Regions from separate parts of the Mus musculus genome. Here regions 2 and 3 are each linked to region 1. A link is a loop called in an ENCODE intact Hi-C map of the cell type or tissue named here. Cell type or tissue: left cerebral cortex. All regions are shown on one strand.

What was found. Peaks named below come from ENCODE experiments on the same cell type or tissue, not always from the same donor. Only the 100,000 strongest peaks of a DNase experiment are listed, where the experiment ranks them.
Region 2: a loop joins it to region 1, with 2.9 times the contacts of the local background. A loop is called at or near these places in 15 of 42 quality-filtered maps.
Region 3: it touches region 1 in a loop (2.2-fold over the local background); 10 of 42 quality-filtered maps call a loop at or near these places.

What each region holds. Positions count from the first base shown.
Region 1 is chr2:102,681,735-102,689,734 of GRCm38, reverse strand. The region is part of intron 1 of Slc1a2 (solute carrier family 1 (glial high affinity glutamate transporter), member 2); the gene reads right to left. LOC115489466 (a long non-coding RNA gene) reads right to left here. Exons shown (of 2, transcript XR_003953884.1): 2 at 7,129-8,000. Among named protein-coding and RNA genes, the nearest start is that of Slc1a2, 27 kb to the right of the region's middle. In left cerebral cortex, CTCF peaks have their summits at 3,968 and 7,377 (motif pointing left); DNase peaks (open chromatin) are centred at 1,085, 3,514, 4,002 and 7,392; H3K27ac peaks cover 3,132 bases.
Region 2 is chr2:103,059,490-103,067,489 of GRCm38, reverse strand. All of the region lies in intron 1 of Pdhx (pyruvate dehydrogenase complex, component X), which reads left to right. Among named protein-coding and RNA genes, the nearest start is that of Pdhx, 10 kb to the left of the region's middle. In left cerebral cortex, a CTCF peak has its summit at 4,369 (motif pointing right); a DNase peak (open chromatin) is centred at 4,374.
Region 3 is chr2:103,050,141-103,058,140 of GRCm38, reverse strand. All of the region lies in intron 2 of Pdhx (pyruvate dehydrogenase complex, component X), which reads left to right. Among named protein-coding and RNA genes, the nearest start is that of Pdhx, 19 kb to the left of the region's middle. In left cerebral cortex, no CTCF peak of the experiment used is centred here; no DNase peak of the experiment used is centred here.

The DNA of each region.
Region 1 (8,000 bases):
TATTGCTAAGCATAAGCTATCTCATGGGATTCAAGGACATGAAACAGAATGATAACAGAATCTGTCTTGTTAAATGTGATTTGCATCTGTGGTTGGGTTCTAATTAACAGTTAGAGCTGGGAATGTATTTTTGATGATACCATAATTTTATAGATATTTGAACTGCAAAGTAGAAGAAAGTCATTCATGTGCCAAATTTAGGATGAGCTTGGATGTCACAGGGGACATGGAAAATAGCCAACCTGGTCTGATCTCATCCTTGAGTTCCAAGAGGCTCTGAGAAGGAATGTATAGATAATGTAAATGTGCCTCCACCCTCCTGGATAAAAAGGACCCACTTACAGGACATCTGCACAACACATTGCCTTAAATCAAACCAGCAAGCACACATTGGATCCAAGAATCCTAAAAGAGTCTCAGAGGGCTTCTGCTTTCTGGCCTGTAGATTAAGGATATCAGCTCATCAAGCCATTGAAAACACTTGTCAGCTGGCTGGAGATGCCTACCTACATGCCAGGGTGGGACATTTATCAGCACCCTCATTTCCAAGTCTCCATCATAGAAGTTTGGACCCTTGTATGTTTGTCCCACTGGACAGCTAGCTATACAGAGACTTACAGTCATTGGGAACTTAAGATGATTTTAGACAATTAAGGTTCACTCTCCCACTAGAAGACTAGAGAAGAGGAGGCGGTTGGTGGTGATGATGGTGGTGGTCTTAAGAATGAGGAGTTGACCGTTTTAAAGTTCCAGTCAATGGTTTTCCCCATACCACAGGCGGCAGTTATCTGCTAGGTTGGAGGCATTAGCGTAGAGATTTCAGAAATATGTAGTTTATGCAAAAATAAGGCCAAGCGGGGTGGTGCTGATGATTCACCCATGGTAAGGTCATGGTAAGCTCCTACTCCATTTGAACAACATGACCCATAGGGACCCCACAGGGAGAGAGGGAGAAAATGAAATGCAAATCCCCTCCTTCCTTTCAAAATTGAGAGTCTTTCTAATACCAGTCAGTCTCCCTGCCAAGTTAAGAAAATGGGCAGCTTTTCCAGAACGCAGAATGAAGACAGCAGGTGCTCAGATTCCCTATCACGACAGGCTCGTGTCACATGAGTTCTCCCTGCAAGGAAAAAACTCATTGTTTGCCTCTTCCAATTGGCCAAACGGAGGCTCAGAAAGGTTGAGAGGTTGAGCCATGTGCCCAAGTTCCCAGCTCCTGGGCATCCAGCTCTAAAGCAAACGTGCCCTGCACTGCTCTGCTGCCTGCTCTCCCTTGGGCAGACGATTCTGCAGAGAGGATCCTGAGCAGCAGGTCTATGACCCACTACGGTCAGAATACCAGGTCCCCAGGAAGCCAGGGCAGCCAAGTCCTGTGCCGCTTTCTTTTCCCCACAGTTGTTCTTCAAAGCTGTGTCTTCTTTTTCTGGAGTTTCCTAGATTACCCGGCAATTCCTCAGTACAGAGCAGACAAATGTTCTCCTAAGAATTAGCCACAAGCCTCTTTTTATAGTTTTCTCTTTCAACATGGGGTCCACACGTGGCCTGGGTTGGTCCTAAACTCACTCTGCTGCCATAGCAGACTTTGAATTTTCTATCTCCTTGCTTTGGCTTCTGAATCCCTGGGAGGGCAAGCCTGTAACAGCAGGCTGACCTCAGACTCACTAAGTGGCTGAAGACGACCATGAACTTGTGATCCTCCTGCCTCCACCCCACAAGTGATGGGATCACAGCTTTGCACCACCATACTCAAGGATTTTTAAAATCTTGAGCCTGCAGGCTCTGTGGTTAAATCTCTATGTGGAACTGGTCTTAGCATAATATTTTTAAAAAGCAATAAAAAGCAAGGAACACACTTAAGCCTTAAAATAACAATTTTATTTGCTCTAGCTCACAAGCGTTTTCCTTTTTTTAATTCTTTCTGACAACAAGGTTTGCTTCTTCAATAGAGGGCCTTCAGTCTAAGGCTGCTGTCTCATCTCTCATCCTTCACTCTCATGCTGCATCCGAAATAAGGAAAGAAAAAACATGCCTTTTCTATTAGGGGTTAGAGAGATGGCTCAGTGGTTGGGGGCACTGACTGTTCTTGCAAAGGACCCGGGTTCAAATCCCAACACCCATGTGGCAGCTCACAACTATTTGTAACTCCAAGATCTGACACTCTCACATAGACATAAAAGCAGGGGAAATACCAATGCACATAAAAAAAAAGCTAAATAGATAAAAATGTGCATATATTAGCATAGACTCATTCTGTGAAATAATAGATTTTGCTTTTTAAACTAGATATTTATTCTAGATACCTTCAGACATTTTTACCAATGAAGTTCAGTACAAACCAGAATTCAACTTTGAAGAAATTATCCATGAAAAGACAAGCAAAAGCTGTTGATGGCTTCAAGCATGCTCTTTTGCAAGAATGGAGAAGAAAATTTAATATTTATTTTTAAAAATGGAAGCTGTGGGATGAGGAGCTGGGTCCGTATCTAAAGCACTTTCTGTGTATCTCTGATGAACACCTGACTGTGATGCCCAGCACACAGTAAAAAAATGATATAAAGAAACAGACTCGAGGGAGCAAAGACAGCTGACCCCAAGGGTGAACTACAGGCTCAGTGAGAGACACTGCTTCCAAAAACAAACAAAACAGGGCAGAAAAGAGTTGAGAAAGATATCTGATATGGGCCTATGCCCTCCAAATACACATGCACACCCATGTACTTACACCTGCCTATACACACACACACACAAACACACACATGAAATGAAACCAAAGTTGTACTCTATATTTTGAATGTCAACAGAAGCTGGGAATGGGGGCTTATGCCTGTAATCTCTGCACAAACGTTCCTGAAGTAGGATTGCCATGAGTCCACAGCCAGCCTGGGCTACGTAGGGAGTTACAAGCCAGCCTGGATACACAGAGACTCTGTGTCAAAGCCTTACCTCAAAAGACAGATACATCCTAAGAGATTTCATGAGCCCAATGCCAGAGGAGTATGAGGGGGAAATCATCTGAATAGCGATTGCTGGCACACGGAGGGACTTATGGGTGTGATCCTTCAAGTTCCTTGCCACTAATAAATGTTTTAACTTAAACCCATCTTATACATGTGAAAACTGAGGCTTGGAATGCTTACGTAAATTGTAGTAAAATTCTCTTGTCTGGGAAACTTAAACCCTTACTAAACTTCAATCTCTTTTATTGTTAAATAGAAACGAGGGGCAGGAATTTATTACTCAATCTGCCACACAAACACAGTGGCTTTCCTCTTCTATCGTCTTTCAGAATTAGAACATGAACTTGTTCCTGGTCAGCCAATTACTGGAGATGATGGCCTTAATCTGTGGGAGAGGGTTATCTAAGCAGGGGTGAGTCAAATCGTCAGAGGGACATCGAAAAGCAGCCAGCAGTATGCAGGGGGCCGGTTTAAACGACCTACTTCTGAAATCATGATTCAGACCTACCTTTTATGCAACTCCTAAATGCCAGGGGAACAAGGCCCTTAGCCAGCGAAGAGGAGCCAAGGTGAACGGCTGGTCCCTGCAGACCCGTTCCCCATAAGACGGAACAGCAAGGAGCACTGCTCAGCACAGTAACGACATTTTACCTCCTCCTGAAAACACCAAGTGTGCTTATTAACTGTGTGCTGGACAAAGCTCATTAATAATTCACTTTAGGATGATTGACAGGAGAGTGTTTGGCTGCCATGGTAACAACAGCAAGAAGAGCTGTTTGCTTGCTTTAAAACAACTATGTAGAGCATCTGGGATTCTTTTTTTTTTTTTTCATGAATGTTGAGTTCCTGAAGAGACTGTGCATGTGTGTGAGTGAGTGTGATAGTGATAGATGGAGAAGATATATCTTTAAACTGTAGTCTAGGAACTACTAAAGGGCAGGACATTATAACAGGGAAGGCAAGTGTCTTTCTCAGCTTCACACTGCACCCTTCTGGAAGGAAAAGGAAGTAACAGAAATGCATCCTATTACTGGATGAAATTAGCTATGTTTTTTATGAAACTTTAACCATATAAAGAAATCACATATAAAGCATGCGTAATGTTTTCCTTCATTTACTTAATATTTATTTCCAGTTCTATAAGTGCTTGTGTGTCGTGTGTGTCTTTGTGTGGGTGTGTGCACATGGGTGTCGATGTCCGTGGGAGCCAGAGGCATCGTAAGTCCTGGGGCAGGAGGCTGGGACCCTCCTGAGGGGGTGCTGGGACCTGAACTGCCTGTGTTCTAGCCATTTCTGACCTTATTGTTTATGGAACTACAAGATGACATTAGAGGCTCTTCTTTGCACCATTCTGGGTCCCGCTGGCCTCCCCCCATAGGAAGACAGATGCCTTCTTCGTGGTGAGCTGACAGGATAGGGACTGTGTTTCCCAGCACAGGACATGCCTGACGCTCCACATGTTTCTCAGCACGTGATGCTCCCAAGATGCTCAGAAATCAGGATCTCTACAGCCTTGGTTCCCTAGGATCAAATCTTTCAGGCCACACCTTTAGGCTCATGAACCTAAGTCACTGGTTGACTCAGTTTTCCATTAGGGTGTCTAGGAGGACAGTGAAGTGTATAGGAAGGGGCTATTCCGGCTGCCTTCAGCACTCCAGGTGTCAGTTTGTGTTCTGTCAAGAGTGACATTCACAGCTTGAGATGTTGATTTGTATTTTTAAATGGCCACTGTGACACTCGGTAACTGGTTTAGTTATACACATTCATTTGGACAGTGGGTAACACTGCCCCTACCCCAGCAGAGCCTGGAGTATGGGGTTGGGGGGAGAGAGCAACTGAGCCTCTCTTAAAACTCAGTAAACAACACAGAAATAACTTCTTAAGGAATTTCACACTTTTGCCACCAGGAGGAAAACATGTGATCTCTTTCTTACTGTGACCTCGAGCACACACTCGAGCACACACACACACACACAACACACACACACACACACACACACACACACACACACGTACATGTACCCTTGGATGTGAAGGAAGCAGCCCCTCCCTTTCCACATATGGGGTACACTGGTGCTTCCTTTTCCCTCATCCAAAAGCGCATGCTGCCTGTTTAGATATACTGTCTGTACAGCATATCACTGATAAAATTTAATTTCTCAGTAATGCACACTATAAGATCCACAGCAATAACTACAACAATACAGAGCAATCAGAAGAACATACTCTAATAAAGGGCTCTTCCCTCACCCTCAATCTGAGGAACAACTGTACTCTGATAGTTTGTTAACGGTTTTGTTTTGTTCTTGCTTTTGCAAGGAGATCCATCCTAGCACCACTCTCTTCCACAGTCTGGGGACCTGCACTTTGAGACGCACTAGCTGGAGCATGCTCTCAAACACTGTGTAAGGAGAGGAAACATGCTAGAGGTTGAAAGCACACAGAAGATTTTGAAAATAATACCAAAAATAGGTCAGGGGCTGGGGAGGCGTCCATCATGGTGGGTAGAGCACTCACTGAGCAAGCACGGGGACCAGCCTGTGGATCCCTAGAATCCACAGAAAAGCCAGGAGAGTGTGGTAGCCATTCTGTAATCCCAGCTCCGGAGGGAGAGACAAGGAACCACCTGGGGGGGGGGGCATTCAGGCTGGCCAGACTGTCCAAGACAGCAAGCTCTGTGTTCAGAGAGAGACCCTGCCTCGATATATAAGATGGAGTAGAGGAAGAGCCTCAAGCCTCTCCACATGGGCATACACAGCTGCACAGACATGTGCCGACACACAAGCAAGCACTCGTACACATACATATACGTCCCCCGGAGATAAAGCAAATAAAAATGCCCTGAGGTAGACAAAATACACTCTCGGAACTAAATTCATCTCTTCTTTCTTTTATCTTTACTACTATGGTTATGAGAAAAATCAATATTATGCATGTGACCCAACTGTATATCTATGAGAAAGAAATGATGTTTTTAATTGTCAGTTTTATATTCTGTGTACACAGTACTGGATTACATAATGACATTTCATGCAAGTCTATTTTATTGTTTGGTAGATTCCCTTCATAGCACCTCTCTCCCCCTTCTCACCCCCACCTCCTGTTACATTCCTTTATTCCCTGAGGTAGTTTTATTTCCACTTTTATGTTATGCATACAAAGATGTCTCTATATAAAATCTGGACACTACACTTGAGAACAAATACTCTATCTGTCTTTCTGAGACTGAATTCCTTTACTTAGCAAGGTTAGATCCAGTTGTATCCACAGCATCAGCCTACCATGGTCCAATATGGCCTGTCAACTGTTTATGTAAATGAAGTTCCCAGAAATCAACTTATCTGAGATTACTCATCTGGTCACCAGAAAACAGAATCAGAGTCTGTTTCAATACATACATGAACATGTGTTCAATACATACATGAACATCTGTTCAACACATACATGTTCAGGTACATACACAGACACACACATAGACACACACGGTTACTGGGTTACATACACAAATAAAACATTAGTCAGTCTCAGCAAGGCCTGAGACACCATTTCTACCTCAAGCACACTTTCCCAAAACTCTACTCACTCACCCTATCTAGATATTGGTGCAAAAAAAGTGCATGCCTCTAACTACCACCCACATAAGCACCAGCTACCCCAGAAAGAAAGGGGGACAGGTGTGGATTCCCCTAAAAGAGAATCAGATCTTCCAGAGAACTGAAGGGCGTAAATTGTTCTTCCACTTCAGGTAAAACTTCAGCATGCCTTCTCCTCAGCATGCCAGTAAATGCTGCCCTTTGGAGCACATTCTCTCCCTCTTTCACCCTCCTTGGTCAAAGTAGAAGATGTCTACACCCGTCCAGAGTCACATCAAGGATTTTCCTTGAGAGGTCTTGGTTTCTGTATTCAACCCTCAAATCTTAGGGCTTCAATCTCAGATATCTCAATTATTCAAAGTGACTTTGGAAACAGTGTATGGGAAAGGTTTTCTGGGCTGTTTTAAAAAGAGAGACTTGATAAGATAACAATATCTTATCAAGTAACAATTACTCATAACCCTGTGTGTGTGTGTGTGTGTGTGTGTGTGTGTGTGTACCTATACATGTACACATTAAACACAGTTCTCAAAGGGTGAATAGGATTATTTTTGCTTACATCTACTTTAATTTTTTTCTATTGTGAAAAGTCATTTGCTTGTATAATTTTTCTGTTCCTGGTTGGAAAGAGCTCTGTGAAGAGAGTCTGGGGGTAGGGGGAGGTGTTGAGTCCATTGCCAGGCTCCCACTGACTTCTATAGGAAGACACATGACATGACTTCAGGCTAGTATAAAAGTAAAACTGTGATGGGTTGAGGGTCAGTTGCAGAGGTTAGCTAGCCAGCTCTGAGCAAAAGAGAGTCTGCAGCGCCCCCCGGTGTCAGGGCAGTGGAAGTCCCAGGCACAGGCAGAAGAAGCAGGATTCTGCGCATCTCAGGAGAGCAGGCCCTGTGGGCAGCCCCGTGGAACAAACTAGGTTCCCAGTGCCAAGGAGCAGTTAAAGCCTTCTTGAGTTTGTTGTTCATATTTCTTCTTGCCAGATACGACATCTGAAAAGCCCATGTCCTGTCCTTTGGCGGCTCACAGAAAGGGCCCAATGTTCTCACACTCACTTTTTCCCCAAGAGAGCAGAGGGTCTTGGGAAAGCCTACTGAGGGGCTCCCCTGGTCCCTTCAGTGTCGGGACAGCCTTGGCGTCTGCAGAACCTCCTTCTCGAGAAGATTCAGAATCAGTGAGGTGCACACATATTTGCTTGGAGGGAGAGGGTAATAAATATATCATTGACAAGGGTTGAAAGCTGTTTACTTCTGGAGGGCTCAATTGTGCGTGTTTTGGGACAATAGAAGCATCATTGGGTTTAAGCAGTAATAAGCGATAAGTTAAATCAGCCACCTTTTCTAAGCACTTTTGTGTTCCAGCACAGGTCAAAATGACAGGTAGCTAGTATTTCATGCCCCAAGGCAGCCGCCATTACTCCTAATGTATAGTAACCTTATATGAGGAGCCTGCA
Region 2 (8,000 bases), 380 kb before region 1:
GGTGATCCCGCAGGGAGCTGGGGATGAAACCCTGACTTCACTCTTCTCTCCCTCCCTTCAGTGTCCTCACTGTTCTGCCCATAGGCTGAGCTCAGTTGATGGAACCCACTCAGTGTAGTGTGGAGAGAGACAAATAGACGACAGCCCCACACCACTGACTTCTTCCCTTTAGCTGTTAGACGTTATTTCTTCCATCATTTAAATATTTGAACTAGTAACTGAAGAGGTCAGCTCAGCTGCTAGAAAATTCCACCAGACTCCCCCTACCCCTTTTCTGGAAGAGACAGGTTAGAGAGCATGTAGGCCAGAAGGGAGAGGCTGAGTAAGCCCCTACTACCTCATTCCCTAAAGACCAATTAGTTTAAAGGGTGCATTGTTCTGCCAGTCATGTTGTGTCTACTTGCTGATGCTCTAGTCTTCCCCTGGAAACCATATAAAAACTGGCAGAACGGACTGCTGGGGTCACTGCCTCTTCTTCGGGTCTGGGACAACCCCAGTGCACTGGAACAATAAATTCCTCTTGGTTTTTTGCATCGATTCTGGCTCCATGTAGTTCACTCAGGGAATCCCCAGTAAGCTAAGGCTTGCCAGAGTCTTAACCACTGTATGACATAATATAAAAGTTTCCGTGCTAAAGAGTAGAATAATTCAAACAGTGTCTACACTAGAGAAGTCAAGTGTAACTCCTGATGATTGTATCTGTAGACAATACAGCCAGGCTGACCTTGAACTAAAGATGTCCTTCAGGTAGTCCGTCAGGATTTAATGTTTATGTTAAAATAAGCACATCTATCTTCTATGAAAATACTAATCCTCTGTTAGAGAAACAGCTAGCAGAGATTCTTTCCCATTCTCTGGGCTTCCTCTTCACTTGATGACCGCTTCTTCTGTTTTTAAGTTTTCTGCGTTCCCATTTGTCAATTGTTAGCTTTAAATCCTAGGCAAATGGACTCCTGTCAGGAAGCCTTTCCTATGCCTGTATCACGTAGGACACTACCTATGTTTTCTTTCAGCAGCTTTAGTGTTTCAGGTTTCACATTTCCATTTGGAGTTAGTTTTTGTGCAGGGTGTTAGATATGGGTCTAATTTCCTATGGCCATCTGTTCTTCCCGGCACCACTTGTTGAAGATGCTTTCTTTTCTCCAGCTTAGGTTTTTGGCATCCTTGTCAGATATTAATTGTCTGGAGTTACATGTGTTTGTGTGTGAGTCTTCACCATTAGCCTGTGTGCCTTTTGTATATTGTTTTTATTACTATGTCTCTGAAATACGTTGCTCTTTTTGTTCAGAATTATTTTTGTCTTTCTGGGGTCTTTTGTAGTTCCATATGAATTTTAGGATAGTTTTTCTATAACTGAAAAATGAGATGGAGATTTGATTGATGTCGTATTGAATCTGTAAATAGCTTGTGGTAAAATGGTCATTTCACAATATTAATTCTGCCAATCCATGAGTGGGCTGTCTTTTCATTTTCTAGTGTCTTTCTTTCTCTCTCTCTCTCTCTCTCTCTCTCTCTCTCTCTCTCTCTCTCTCTCTCTCTCTCTCTCTCTCTCTCTTAGTGGTTTAGAGTTTTCACTCTCGAGGTCCTTATCTGCTTGGTTAGGTTTATTTCTATCTTATTTTCTTTGATGCTATTGTGACTGGGAATGTGTCAATCTTTTTCTTTGTGTTTGTTGGTGGCATATAGCAAAGCTATGGCTTTGTGCAAGCTGATTCTGTATCCTGTCACATTGCTGGGTTTATCATTTTAGAAGTTTTCTGGTAGAAGTTTGGGGATCTCTAATGTATAGTATCATGACCTCTGCAGGTAGGGATGGTTTGACTTCATCCTTCCCTATTTCTATTTCTTTCATTTCCTTGTTTTGCCTTATTGTCCCAGCTACCACTTCAAGTATATTACTTAAAAGAAGTGGGGAGAGCGACATCCCCGACTCACTCGTGACTTAAGTAGAATTGCTTCAAACTTTTTTCCATTTATGATGATGTTGGCTATGGGTTTCTCATATATAGCTTTTGTTATGTTGCGATATATTCCCTCTAGTCTTAATTCTCTTAATAATTTTATTATGAAGGCATGTTGGCTATTGTCAAAGGATTTGTCTGTGTCTATTAAGCCCATTTATGTGGTTTATACATTTATTGACTTGCATATATTGAGACTTTCCAGCATTTCAGAGATAAAGCCAACTTGATTATAGTGAATGTATGTCTGCTTTCTGTTTGAAAGTATGTTATCAAACATTTTTAATCTCTTTATCAGGGATATTGGTTTAGAGTTTTCTTTTTGTTGCTGTGTCTTTATCAGGTTTTGATATTAGAACCACCTGACTTTACAAGAGTTTGAGAGTGCTCCTTCTGTTGCTGTCTTTTTAAATAGTTAAGAAGAACTGGCTGCAGACCTTTGAGTGGCTAGTAGAATTCTGCTGTGAATTCATGTGGCCCTAGCTTGCTTCTTCTTATCATCATCATCTCCATCATCTCAATTTCCTCACTTGAATTTTGGTGGTTTGGCTGAGTCCAGAAATCTATCAATTTCTTTAAAGTTTTCCAATTTACTGGAGAACAAATTTTTAAAGTATTCCCTTGGAATATTCTGAAAATATTTCCATCTTATATATATATATAATCTCATTGAGGTCAAAATTCTGATTTTGCCTAGGCATAGGCTGGCAAAACAGACTACTCCATGGGTATTTGTCAAACTGCAAATTTAGCTTTTAGCTGTGGTAACATTGAAGATAAAACATTTGTCAGTGATTTTAATAAGAGAAACAGTTAGCATAGAGATGAAATAGAGCAAATACAGGAGTTAATGTAGCTTAGCTGAGTGATTATGGCTGGAGGAGGGGAGAATTTAGGCTGGGAAGGTGAAAGCCACCTGTGACTCCGTCTCTCATTACTCCAGGAAGGATTGTGATGTTCTAGAATACTATAGAGTATTTCAGTGCACATAAGCAACTATGTAGATACCCCGGAATCCATCTTCTAAGTGCCAATCAAAAATATGCTGCCTGCCAATAATAAGTAGTGGGGACTTAGTCCTCTCCAGAGCCCATCGTAATGACTTTGTATCTATCATTCATTTCTTTATGAAAATGTGCATCGTGGTTGTACAGAAGAGGAAGCTGACGTACAGAATGATAAAGCATCTTACAGACAGTGGAGCTGTAATTGGACCCAGGTAGTTTAGTGCTGCTCTCCAGTCTTGATGCTTTTAAGAACTAAATATCTTATCAATATGTGTATACTTGTTAAATAAGAAAATATTTCATTTACTACGGTAACACACACACACATGGCATATGGCAAAATAACCATAGAGGCTAATAACCCTATAGTAGATCTCTCCCCATGCCTTCCCCTTCTCCAGTCATCTTCTTTAAAAGCCAAGGGTTTTGACTCTCAGCTTCCTTCTGGCATTAATTAGCCAACCCTCTTGCTTGCATCTTAGACATTGTCTGGGGGTGAGTTCTGGTCACTAGAGTTCTCGTCTTTCAGTACTTGGTGCATTTATTGTGTATACTTGTTTATTTCACAGACACTGCTTGTACTAAATGTATACTGTGTACCTCAGAGGCATCCCATATTTTAAAAGCTTATTACCCTTGCTTTTCATTTCCTGCAGGAATTGCTGTCCTGTACAACTTTTTTACTCCACAACTTTTTTACTCACATCAACTAATGTTTCAGTTGACTTCAGTTTTTCATTTCTGTATATCCCAAGATGAGTAGGTTGAACCTAAGTTCTAAGTTTTCTTTAGAGAACAGAGTCCTGTATGCTGTTTTATGGGATGGGGTTGGTTGGTACCTAGCATGGGGCTGAGACACCTAGTCACCCACCTCTGCTTTGTTCACCTCAGTCTTTCGACTTAAGATGCAGCTAGGGTCTTTTTAGTTTATTTTTGGGTAACTGTTACTTTTCTACTTCCAAAGTTGTGTACTATTGCTCTCCACTTTCTGATTGATTTCTTTTTTCAAAATGAAAATTCAAGGCTGGTTTCCCCTCAGTGTTAGATAAGTTTTGTGGCAGGGAGTGAAATTTCATAATTTTATTCCAAAACTTACTAGAGTTGAATAGCGGTTGTCGTTTTAGGTGTGTTGTTTCACTCTTTGCTTATATGCAAACAGTAGGGTAGGTAGCAACTGGAAATCATGTACTGTCTTTGGAATGCTTGTTAGCCTCCCTGTGACCTCTCAGTAATTCTCCTAGCACCACAGCAAAGTAGCATGGTGCAAAGACAGCCTGCAAGCAGTGGTTTATTTTAAAGAGACTCTGAAATAACCTCTATTCGCCGCTGCAGTCTTGCTGTTCTGTGGCCTGTGCTGGCTTTAAGTCACCTGCCCTTTGTTCTGCTGTAGTCCATTCAGCCTGCAGATGGCAGGATTGCTTTATTTGTATAGCAATTTTAAAGATGCATTTTATCAGTGAGTTCCGGCTTTGGAGCTGAGAGTACTGGGCAATTTTCTTTTGTCTTGGCCTGTTCATTTCATGGTTTTTGTGTGCTTAGGTTACAGTTCAGTAAATGGGGTAGAGTGTGCCACTTGGCTCTACTGTATGTCCTTAATTACTTTTGATATTGTAATGAGCTTAGGTCTACTTCATACTAATACCAGGAAGCAATTTGTTCTGCATTTGTATTTTAAGAGTTTGTTTATATTAATTTCTCTGTTGATCCAGTGACCTTTTAGAATGCTTGTATATGTTAAGAACTTAAATCTGTAATGTAATTGCTTTTGCTGAAATATGAGTTTTGTTGACAGGATAAAAACATACGTTAGAGAAAATAAATTAGATTCAGATTATTGTGCCACATTTAAAATTAAAGTCAGAATTTTACTGTAGGAAAATTGACAGAATAGATCTAAAAGAACTGAAAAATCACTCGAGTTTAGTGATAAATTGTTCATACAGCGCATATTATATATCAAGCAACAACGTTCCAATGTCATTTATTGTGGTGTTCTTATGAGACAGACAGTAAAACAGTTGTAATGGCTTGTGAGACATTTACTCTTAAAAGTTAATGTTTCAAAATAAAATACTAAAAGCACAACACCATAGTCATCTTAATATTTTTAATGTTTTATAATTTCTGTATATTGGCTCACTTGCCAACCAGTTTGAAATAATCTTAGCTGCTTTACAAAAATGAACAAGCAGTGAATCACTACAAAATATCAAATATGGTCAGGTGTTATTTTATGTAAACTCGTATAACCAGTTGAGCATATTTCGTCTGCTCACAGTTAGGAAGTGGATATTAGTAGGAAGTAGTTGGTGCACATCCCAGCCTTCTCAGTGGGACAGGAGTGTGGCATGTACTTCTCGCTGGCATGAAGAGGGGCTCTGTAAATACTATCTAAATCACCCGGAAAGGCTTAATCCCATTCCAGGGAGCCTCGTACAGCCACAAAGAGCAGGTAGTAGCTATGTGTAGGCCTGATACCTAAAGCCTCGTTTATGATCATATACTTTCTCTATCAAGAAAAAAAATACATTTGGGAAAGAAGTGTATAATGTTCCCGTCTACAGAGGATCTATTAGGACGAAACTGTACTCTTGTTAATAAGCTCATGGTTTGAAATGGCATTTCTGGCAGGAAGCCTGTGGTGTGATCAGAATGTATGTATGGCACATCTTACTCTCTGTAATAAGGCAGCACACTCAGTCAAGAGACAGCACTGAATAATGGCAACGTCCAGCATATCTTTGTTTGGGTTTTGTCACCTTCATGGAGAGTAAGGACAGTGATCTACTGCAGGGTTTTTAGATTTTATTGTCATCATTCAGGGAAGCAATTCCAGTAAAGGGTGTGAAGAGTGGTTACGATTTGTTTTACGTTTAAAATAAAAATTTTGGAGGTCTTGATGTTGTACTTTGGAAAATAATGCTTCCTAAATGCAGACATTTCATAATACAGTCTTTAATGTCAGGAGTAATGCAAATGTGAAGGTCTCTTGGTGGAGAGATTATCACAGGAGATTGATAATATGAATCATACAATGGCATCTGAGCCAAATGTAAAAATACAGGAGAGTCTATTTGAGAGAACTGATTTAATATTTGTCACAAATGGAGATGGGATTGTGGGAGCACTGTGTCCTTTTATTTCACCTCTCTGAAGTGCAATTCTATGTGGTAGATTAACATATGTGTGGTCATGACATGTTCTTTCTCATAATGCAAGGCTTGAGCTTTTTAATAACAGCAACATATTGAGACTTTTTAAAAAGCTGAGCTTTTAGATTGAGGCTGGCTTCTTATCTGTTTAGGAGTAAGAGTTTGTTGCCGTCCTAAACACATTTGTCTCTATGAGTTTAAAAAATAACTGTTGAGAGTTGCACTTGATAAGCATTCCTTAGCAGTTGTCTTCATTTGTTTAGTAAGCCATGAAAAGCAGTAATCAGCTCCATCACAATCCGAGATTTAAAAGCTCATTTTATTACTTGAAAATGTGTGTCGTGTATTAACTTCTGAACACGTGCCGAAAATTTTCATAACTACAAGAGTCCAATCATTGCAGTTTGGAATTGTACCATGTGTATGTGTGTTTGCTCTAAGTAGGCTCCCCTACGTCCACTTGATTTAATTAAGACTTTGATGGTCTCCTCATAGATAACAGTGTATTGAGGTGGTACAAAGACCTTTGCATCATTTCTACCTATCTAGAATCCTAATTCTTTTAGTGCACAAAGATTAGTTTGACTAAGAAAAACACTTTTAGAGCTGTTTTGTAGTTGTAGTTTATTTTAACTAGACTTCAGTTTGGAATTAAATGAGATTATTGGTGATAGTTAATGAAAGCCAGAGTAGACACGAGCGGAATGCCTCTGTTCTCCAGCCTCTTTGCTGATAACTTAGGAGTTAGGAGACCCATTGAATCTGTTTTCCCCTCATTTTTAAAATTAAAATTATTTACTTTATTTTGAATGTATAGAAGTTCTAACTGCATGTATGTCTGTGTACCACATTTATGCTTGTACCTCAGAGGCCAGAAGAGCTCCTCAATATTCTGGAACTAGAGTTACACATTGTTATAAGATATCATGTGAGTTTGGGACTCAAACCCTGGTCCTCTGGAAGAGCAGCAAGTGACGTACTAAGCTAGCTCACTAGCTCTCCAGCACATATTTATATCTGTTCTCTTGAGATAGCTTGAGATTAACTGCTCTCTAGTGCATTTGAAACACTCATCATCATTTGTAAAAGTGCTTTCTTAATGCTGCAGTTCTATATACCCGAGGTAAAGGTATATTAGGTATTTTGTTAGACTTATAAAATATATTCATGTGGAGTTGATACATCTGTGGTTGATCCGTCTGGTTTGTTGTGGTTGATCCCTAGGCTACCAGTAACCAGTAATTAATTGATGAGTTGCATTTAATGGACATTAAGGTACACAGAGACACAAAGTACCATAGCATAGTAGAAGCTAGCCTTAAGTTAGGCAGGAGGTCTGAACTACAGTCTTTTGATTGAAAATGTGAATGCTATACTAGGACATGTAGTTTAGACTCTCATTGTTGAGCCATTACAAGTGGCCATTCTACTTTTCTAGCTTTTTAAGACTGATGCCAACTGAAAGTCAGGTGACTAGAGATCAAATGAGTAGGTAGAGTCTAAACACTGATGGCTTGATTGGAATGGGGAATGCCTTAATATCCATGGACATCTGTGGGTGGACTTCTCAATCCAGCCCTGTATTTATTAGACTTTGGTCCTTTTGGTTGTGGGTGAGAGGTTGTGTGTGAATTGCTGCCTCAATCCTACAGAACCTTAGTGATTGGAACAGAAAGAATTGGACCTGCAGACCTTCCTTTGGAAGGAAATTGATTAGCACCCAGACCATGGAAGACCTGAGAAGACACACATTTTCCACTAACAAAAAAATTATTTTTTAAAGAAATGAAGACATTGTATAAGTGCTATTTCTGGTCTTTCAGAGAGAAGTGAAGAGCAGAGAGTTTTCCTGTGACTATTGTATACTTGAAAGGACTGAA
Region 3 (8,000 bases), 370 kb before region 1:
AAAGAATATAAGGGGCACTCTTAAAAAAGAAACAACAGCAACAGCGGAGGACTGGCTTGCTACTTACTGGGCCCTAAGCCTCTACAGTTAAATCTGCGGTAGGTGCTTCAAAACACAGACTGGTGGAACTGAATAGAAAATGGAGCAGTAAATACTCATGGATGTTTTAAGTGTGAAAACACACAGTATTATATTCATTGTTTGTGTTGTGCCAAGACTAAATTATCAATAAGTCAGATACTGTATAAAAATAAAAACATTTGTCACAAGTACTAGGAAAAAGCTTGATAGATTCTTATATAGCTGACAGTGTAATGAATTCTCTGCCTCTCAGAATCTATAGTCAAGAAGGCAGTAAGTGTTAAATTTGATGAAAAAGTTTTCGTAGAGCTTGAGAAACTGCTCAGCAGTTAAGCGTACTGACTCTTCCAGGAGATCCGGGTTTGAGTCCCAGTACCCAGATGGTAGCTCACAACTGCCAGTAACTGCAGTTCTGGGGATCTAGCACTTTCTCCTGGCCACCATGGGCACTAGGCACACACGCTGTATACGTGCATATGTACATGTCAAACACGTACACATAAGACAAAGTAATAACGATAGTAATAAATTTATATAACAGAAAAGATGGCAAGCCAAATAAAAAGAATCTAGTGATAAACTGAAAAAAACAGTATTTGTAGCATGTACCATAAAGCATGACTGATTATTCCTAAAAAAATCAATATATGACAGGTAAGTTACGGAAAAAAGATTCGGAATGACTCTTCAATATAGAGGGAAAAGATATTTAATCTAAAAAACACTAGCAAACAAGTACTATTTATATAAAACATTGTGTTTCAATATCATGGACAGAAATGTAGACGTTTGACCAGTTGACTAATGGATGGAGTGGTGGAAGTGAGTGCTCTCAAAGACTCAGAGTGCAAAGTAGTCTAAATGTCCCAGTGATACACTGGTAAAAATAAGACAGAAAGCACCACTTGTGAGGCTGTTTATTGCCTGTTTAGCAGAAAATGGAGGCAGCCCAGATGCTGGTCAGCATGAGCTGGGTGCTGTTGGTTAACTTTTAAAACGTCTGTAACTATAAAGAAGTGAGCAGTATCTCCTGTTAATGTGGAGAGATGTTCAGTGAAAAATAGCAGGGTAGAGACAATGGTAGAGTAAAGAGGCCCAGGCCTCAGTAGCCAAGGGCTGTAGGTAGAGTCAGTGGGAGAGCACTTGCTTAGCAGGTGAAAGACCATGGAATCAGCACCCAGAAAGGGATAAGAGAAAAGCTTAAAAATGGCAGTGGTTGTAATGGAGAGGACAGAATGGGGAGACAGAAAGGGTGGATGTCTCTGAATATAGATTTATTTTTCTCTTTGACATAGGACAAATACATATTTTGAGTGATCTTAAAACAAATTTAAAATGTGAAAGTGCCCTAATGTTGAGTCAAATTGAAATAGGTGAACATATATCTAGTTGCTGGTAAAGCTATTTTAAATGTCAATATATTTGCTTATAAATGCCTAATAGAGTCTAGCTGAAGGAGCTCCAAAAACAGTCGTGAGCTGTTAGGATGCGTGACTACATTATGATGGTTGGATTGGTAGTGTTAATGTCTGGCTCATATATGTATTTTATAGACTACATCAAAGGAATGGAGGTGGATGGATCGGGGTAGCCTGGACTTTGGTGTGGGTCACAGACAAAACAGATGAATAGTAGCAGAGAGTAAATAAAGACCCCGTGACAATAATTGTCAAGGTTTTTCCTGGAAAGGTGTAGAAACAAAGACCAACCCGCCATAAAGCATCCACACTCCAGTCTCTTAAGTCCCAGCTCCCACTGAAGTGAGTGGAACTCTGGAGATTGGCTACTGCTAGAGCAGGAACTATGCCTGTGTATCTAGAATATCCTGTTAGTTCAGAAAGCAAGGACATGATCCAAAACTTAAGAGGGAATTTTATAGACCAGGAGCCAAAGGTAGGGCTGTTTAAGGATCAGTAAGGACAATGACTGGTGTTCGAGTATACACAGAGTGTGTTTGAACCCTGAGTTCTCAGTACTGAAAACAAATAGTGGTTGAAAAACTTGAGAGGAAATGAACTAGGAAATGACCTCATTTTGAAACTAGTAATAGATGGAAAGACTCAGCTACTTCTCCCCATCTTTCCTCCAAACTGTAGCTGACGGTAATCAAATAATCAACGAGAAGAAATGTCTCCTTGTCAGCATACCTCAGCTGTTGCGTAGAAGTCATTCTAATGCCAGTGTATCACTGTTGTACAGTCTGTTATAAAGTAAGAGCTGTAGCTAGCGATTGTCCGGCTGCTAGCATCATGGTAAGAACGGCAGTCAGGCGGTCTGTGCTTCTTGGTGTTAATATACCTCACCTGTGGTGAAGTAGTCCTACCAGAAAAGAAACTGAATGTACTTCATTTAAGCCTGCCATGTTCCTGGATATCAGCAAGAAGTGGAACCTGTTTCAGGATGCATGAGGAATAGTCATCAAGCCACAGACTAGGGAATGCTACAGGCCAGCTTCTAGAACACATAATTTCGAGAGTGGCACGCAGACTATAACTGACTTGAGACTAAAGCTGGTGTGTAGACTTTACATTGACTATGAGCCAAGCAAACAGAAGACAAGTTTTGAAAGTGACTAGAATTTTAATGCTCTGAAGGGACCATTTTTTTTAGAAGTTTAGTGATGCTGCAGTTATCTTCAAGAGCTAGGACTTGGCATCATGCTATGTCTGTGACTGGGTTTGATGTAACACTGGTGGGAGCTCTGAGGTTAAGGACAGGAATAGATGCAACAAGACTGGCTATGAGTCTCTTGATGCTATGACTTCATTAACTTTCCTTGCCTCTTCTGTGTGTGTTTGAAATTTTGTTATACACACACACACACACATACATATATGTATGTATACACAAACATACTTTAGAAGTTGTTCTTAGTACCTTTGCAGTATACTCCAAACTAAGAAATCATTCTTTAGTTTTTCCAAATCACCAGATGAATTTGACTGTTGGTGCTTTTAAGTGATTAAAAATACTTGGTACAAACCTGTCTGTAAAGTTGTGCTTGTCAACTGTGTACAGCAGCCGTTTCACCGGACCACAAGGGTCTAGTATGAAAAGGGTTTAGAAAAAAAAAAAAAAAAAAAAAAAAAACAACCTGAAAATCCAGGCCAAAGAGGTGAGTGTGTTGTGGTTCTGTGTCAGAGAAGGAAAAGCTGTAACAGCAGTGTAAAGGAAGGTGGGAACGGCCCTCTGGGATCTGCTTTCCGTTTCTTTTTTCCATCTTTTGGTCACTGTTCCATTGGTACTAAGATATCCTACCGCAAGATTCACCACGTCTGTCCCCTCCAGATATTGTCCACTGGCCAGCATCTTATTACACATCTCTAACTATACTTTCATCCTCTTTATTCATGCTCCAAAGTGTTTAACTTTGAAGGAAAGAGGACAGATCTTTAGCCTGTATTCAGATCACTAGATATACTGAGAAGTTGTAGGCCAGCAGGTCCCTGCTCCCTGGTGTTTGTCTTGGGGGCGGATCAAGCAAGGGTTTAAGAAAGAACAGAAGGAGGAGCATGGGACTAGCTCTGGCCAGGACTTGGATGGTACCCCCATGTGATTGATGCAGTTAGCACAGGTGTCTTTAAAGCAAACACTACTGTTAAATGGTGCAATCTAGTGTTCACCAGATAGCATATGAAGCGTGTAGGGCACAGACGACTAGCTGACTAGTCCTTGGCAGACCTGTACATTTCCTCTTTTCCTGATAAGGATCCGCCCAGCAAGTACCTATGATTCTTAGAATGTCTCTTTATACAAATAAGGCATTCACGAACTTTAAACTCCAGCCAATGATTTTCATTTACCCTGAAAACTCTTTCCCACTCTCCAAAGTCCCTATATACCTGGGGTTCACCTGGAATAGACTGCATGCAATCAAGCCCACCCTGAATAAAGGTTTGTGTACAAGCTGAGATCCTCTAAGAGCTGTTTCATTGAAGATCATGGGAGAAGGCCGTTGTGTAAAGAACTGTAGCACTAAATTCCCCCAACCCCTGCCCACAAATCCTTCCATCCCCCTGGTGTGCCGGGGCATCAGGACACCCTAAAGGAAGGAAGCAGGGGATGCAGAACCACATTGCACCCCCCATCCCCAAAAAACCCACACCACAGATTTGTGAACTGCAGGATGAGCGTTTTCAGGCCACATAGGAAGGTAAAGCAGTGGGAGGTTAGAAAAAGAAGTTGGGACTGAGAAGAATAAAATGAGACATAGCCAATAAGACTGAGGAGAGGAGGGAAGACAACATATTCAAAGAAACAGTTGACAGTGCTTTCTAGGACTCTGGGAGGCATATAAACCAAAGCCAGTGCTTCACCGAAGAAGCACTTTAAGGACTAGCTCTGCATAGCTTCTGACATCGTTTAAAATAATTTCACAAAGTTGATGGAACTTAATCTTTTCAAGTCATTATTTAGGGGTGCCAACATCCTGCTGTAATGAATATGGAAATAGCCAAAGCTCTAAGTCATGAAGAGAAAAGGCTAAAATAGACTCCCATGGATCATATTACTTAGAAACGCAGAATTTTCTCAGCCATTGAAAATTATTTTAAAAAGTGCAATCTTCATAAGCTTTAAGGGCTCCTAAGAATCCGAGGCTTTGTAATTACAGCCACGTCAGACAGTCCTGCGAGTACATGTTTGTTGTGTGTTCGAAGCTAAGATGGTCAGAGTACAGCGAATCCTACCGCAAGATTCACCACGTCTGTCCACTGGGCTGCCCACCCTGGGAATGAGCTGACTGAGTGAAACTAAGTCTTGGCTTTAGAATTCTAGCAGGACACATCTTCATTTCATTTTCTAAGTTACAGAAAAGTAAGATAATAACATATAAGTTATCTCTGTCTTTTGAATGAGTCAGAATAGTAGCTTTGTATTCAATATTATATTTTATTTCAGTCTAAGAGTTGAATAAAACACCAAAAAATTAGAGAAGGTGCTTTGAAAACTCTAAGCTGTATCCACATATCCATTCTCTTGAAAGATGAGTTGAGCTGTAATTCCCCCCTTACTGAAAGTTTCCTATTTGGGGGTATATTTCAGTGTTTCCCACTTAAAGTGAACATAGTTTGTTATTTCTCAACCAAAAGTCAAGTGTATTTTAGAAGATTCGAGTTTCTCACTGTGTAAAAGTCTGTTCTCTGTGGAACAAAAGCAGACTGAGATGATGGTGCGCAGGCTGGCAGGGCAGGGATGGAGCAGGCAGTGAGTGGGAAATGTGACTGCTGAGAGTCTGCCCTTGTGCCTTGCCTTGCCTCACGTGACTGAGAACCATGAGTGTGTCACACCACTTTGATGTAAGATGTTTGACGATCTGTAACTAGTGTCATGTCATTCTGAAGGGCGTTGCATGCAGTGTGAGTAGGTGCCCCTGGGGTGCCTCTGGAGTCATCAGAGTGGAGTCAGCTGTCACAGAGGCCCTGGCTTCTGTTGTGTTTGGCCATGTGTCTGTGATGCTAAAGTGGAAACATTTGAAAAGTAAACTTCACAGTTTGTTCAGTACAGGACTATTTTGACAGTTTTATCGAGGTGATAATTTGCATACTGTAACAGTCAGTGATTTTCAGTACACTCTGACGTGACCGCCACCTCAGTTCAGTTGTAGAGCATTTCTCTCACGCCAGAGACACCCGCTGTCTGAGGTGGCCACTCCCTTCTCAGCATCCGCTCTCGCCAACCTGATGGTCCTACCTAGTGTTTCTCAACATTTCTTCTAGAACAGGGGAAAACAGGCTTTTCTGCCTGGCTTCTTTTATGGCTGCCATGACTCCCTGTAGCAATGACAGGCACATTTTCCGTATTCTTCATACAGATCTGACCACTCGCTGAACAGATAACAGCTGGCCATTCTCTACACACATCTTTGAAACATGTCTGGTCTCGTTCAGTAGAATAAAATTGTTGTGTAAGAGGCAGTTGGTTGCATTTAACACATTGCGGCTGACTGTGTTTGAGACATGTCGGAGATGGGGGAAGCCTCTGTGGGGCTCATCCTCAGTTGTGTCAGCTGCTTATCTGGACAAAGGACCAGGATGATGGTGCTGGCTTCGGCGCTGGGCAACGGCCTCTGCTCTGGTTCCTCCTTGGGCTCACACTCTTGTTCCAGGCCTGCACCACCTCCAACACTGACATGGACCAGGAGAAAATGGTGCAGGTAGCAGAGGAGCTGCCATCTTCTGCAGCCAGCCACGTGATGCTGAGGACCCACGGTGATCCTCAGCTAAGAACGACCCACTAGAACATAGACTGCTGGGCAGAGCTGAACCTTGTGTTGTAGGGTAGGCGTTCATAGTGCCTTCCGTTCTTACGTGTGTGCCTTGTACCTGAAAGTTTGCAGAGTGATCTGTTTACATGACAGAGTGCAGAGGAGGGAAGTAGGCATATATCTGCCACTTTATTTTTATGTAAACATAAAACGTATAGGTCCTTTTTTTTATATAGCTGCACATTTAAGTCTTTCTGAAAACTGGAAGGATAAATGACTTTGTGGAGATCATTTGTGTCTGGGATTGGCAGAGGCTTCTCATTGCTACTCTGCCAAGTAGCTCAGTGCTAATCTGTATTGGAGCCATGGGTTCGGATTTTGGGAGTCCTTACAGTCTCAAATGTCCTGGGTGCACTGCCAGTGATGACTGGTCAGCCTCAGTCTCCTGATCGTTACAGACAGTGCTTCCTCATGGAATAATTCTGTTTTAAACTCTGGTTCAACAAGTGACTGGTTTTTCTGTGTCCTGCTCTGTTCACGTGCCCTGGCTCCCTGAGCATGCTCATATTGCTGACACAGTCTTTATGCGAATAGAGAGAGATGTGGCTTTAGAAAGAAAAAGAATGTCTTTTCCAGACGTTACAAATGTGCTGCAAATCAAATGCTGGAACCAAGTAAATGGAAAGGACAGTTTTATGTTTCCTTATGAAGAACTAAGGATTTCTGAAGTCTCTGCCCCTCAAAGCATTTCCATCTAAAGTTAAGTGGGGAGCACTGGCTGAAACTTGGGTAATGGTAGAAGACACAAATTAAGTTCTCGTATTATGAAGGAGATTGTGACTAGTAAGTAGGAGCGAGCAGCAGTAGCAGCAAAGCATTTCCTGGTGTACTTTGGGGTTCTTTTTCCAAGTTAGCAGAGGAAACAGAAGTGTGTCAGTTGAGTAACTCAGAAACTTACATGACCGAAGTAAGTTTGTACATGTTTCTTAAAAAGTAGTTGAAATTTAAATGTGTGTGAAAAATAATACCACAGTATTTTTTTCTGTATGACCAGAGTTTATTGTCTGTGCGTCTAAGAAGTATTTGAAAAGTCGCCTAATCTAGTAAGTTCTCCCATTCCTCCAGCTGGAGCATTGGGTGGGGGGTTCTGCTGGAAATGGGCCTCTCCTGAAGCATCTGAGGAAGATGCACAAGGAGGGCAGGCTGGAGCAACAGCTCTCCTGCTGTTCGTGCCTCTCTGCAGCCTGGTCTCCATGGCTTCCCCTGCTCTGTGGTCTCAGGGCTCTCTGGCTGTGCACCTTCTTGCGTGGCTGGCGCACTGCCCACTCGTCTTCTCGGGGTTGGGGAGCTGTCCTCTTATCCTAGGGAGCTTCTCTTTCCTTCTAGATGAGTTAGAGGCCTCCTGGATATTCCCAGAGCATGCTGACTGCTGACCCTGCTGACTTTACTAGGGATGTAGGGAGTTCCTTGAGTCAGAAATTGAAACAGACAAACCCGGTCATGTTTCCCACGACTACATCCTTAGTGCACAACATGGTTGTCAATAAATTACTTGTTGGTCAGAACATCCTGTTGGAGACAAAGGAGGTAGGTACCTTTTAGATGTGTGATAAATACCGTCTAAAAGCTAAATTTACTTCATTAAAATATTAATATTAGTAGTCCTGAGCTCCTGTGACTGAGGAAAAATCACCTGGTTGTTCATTCTGGTACA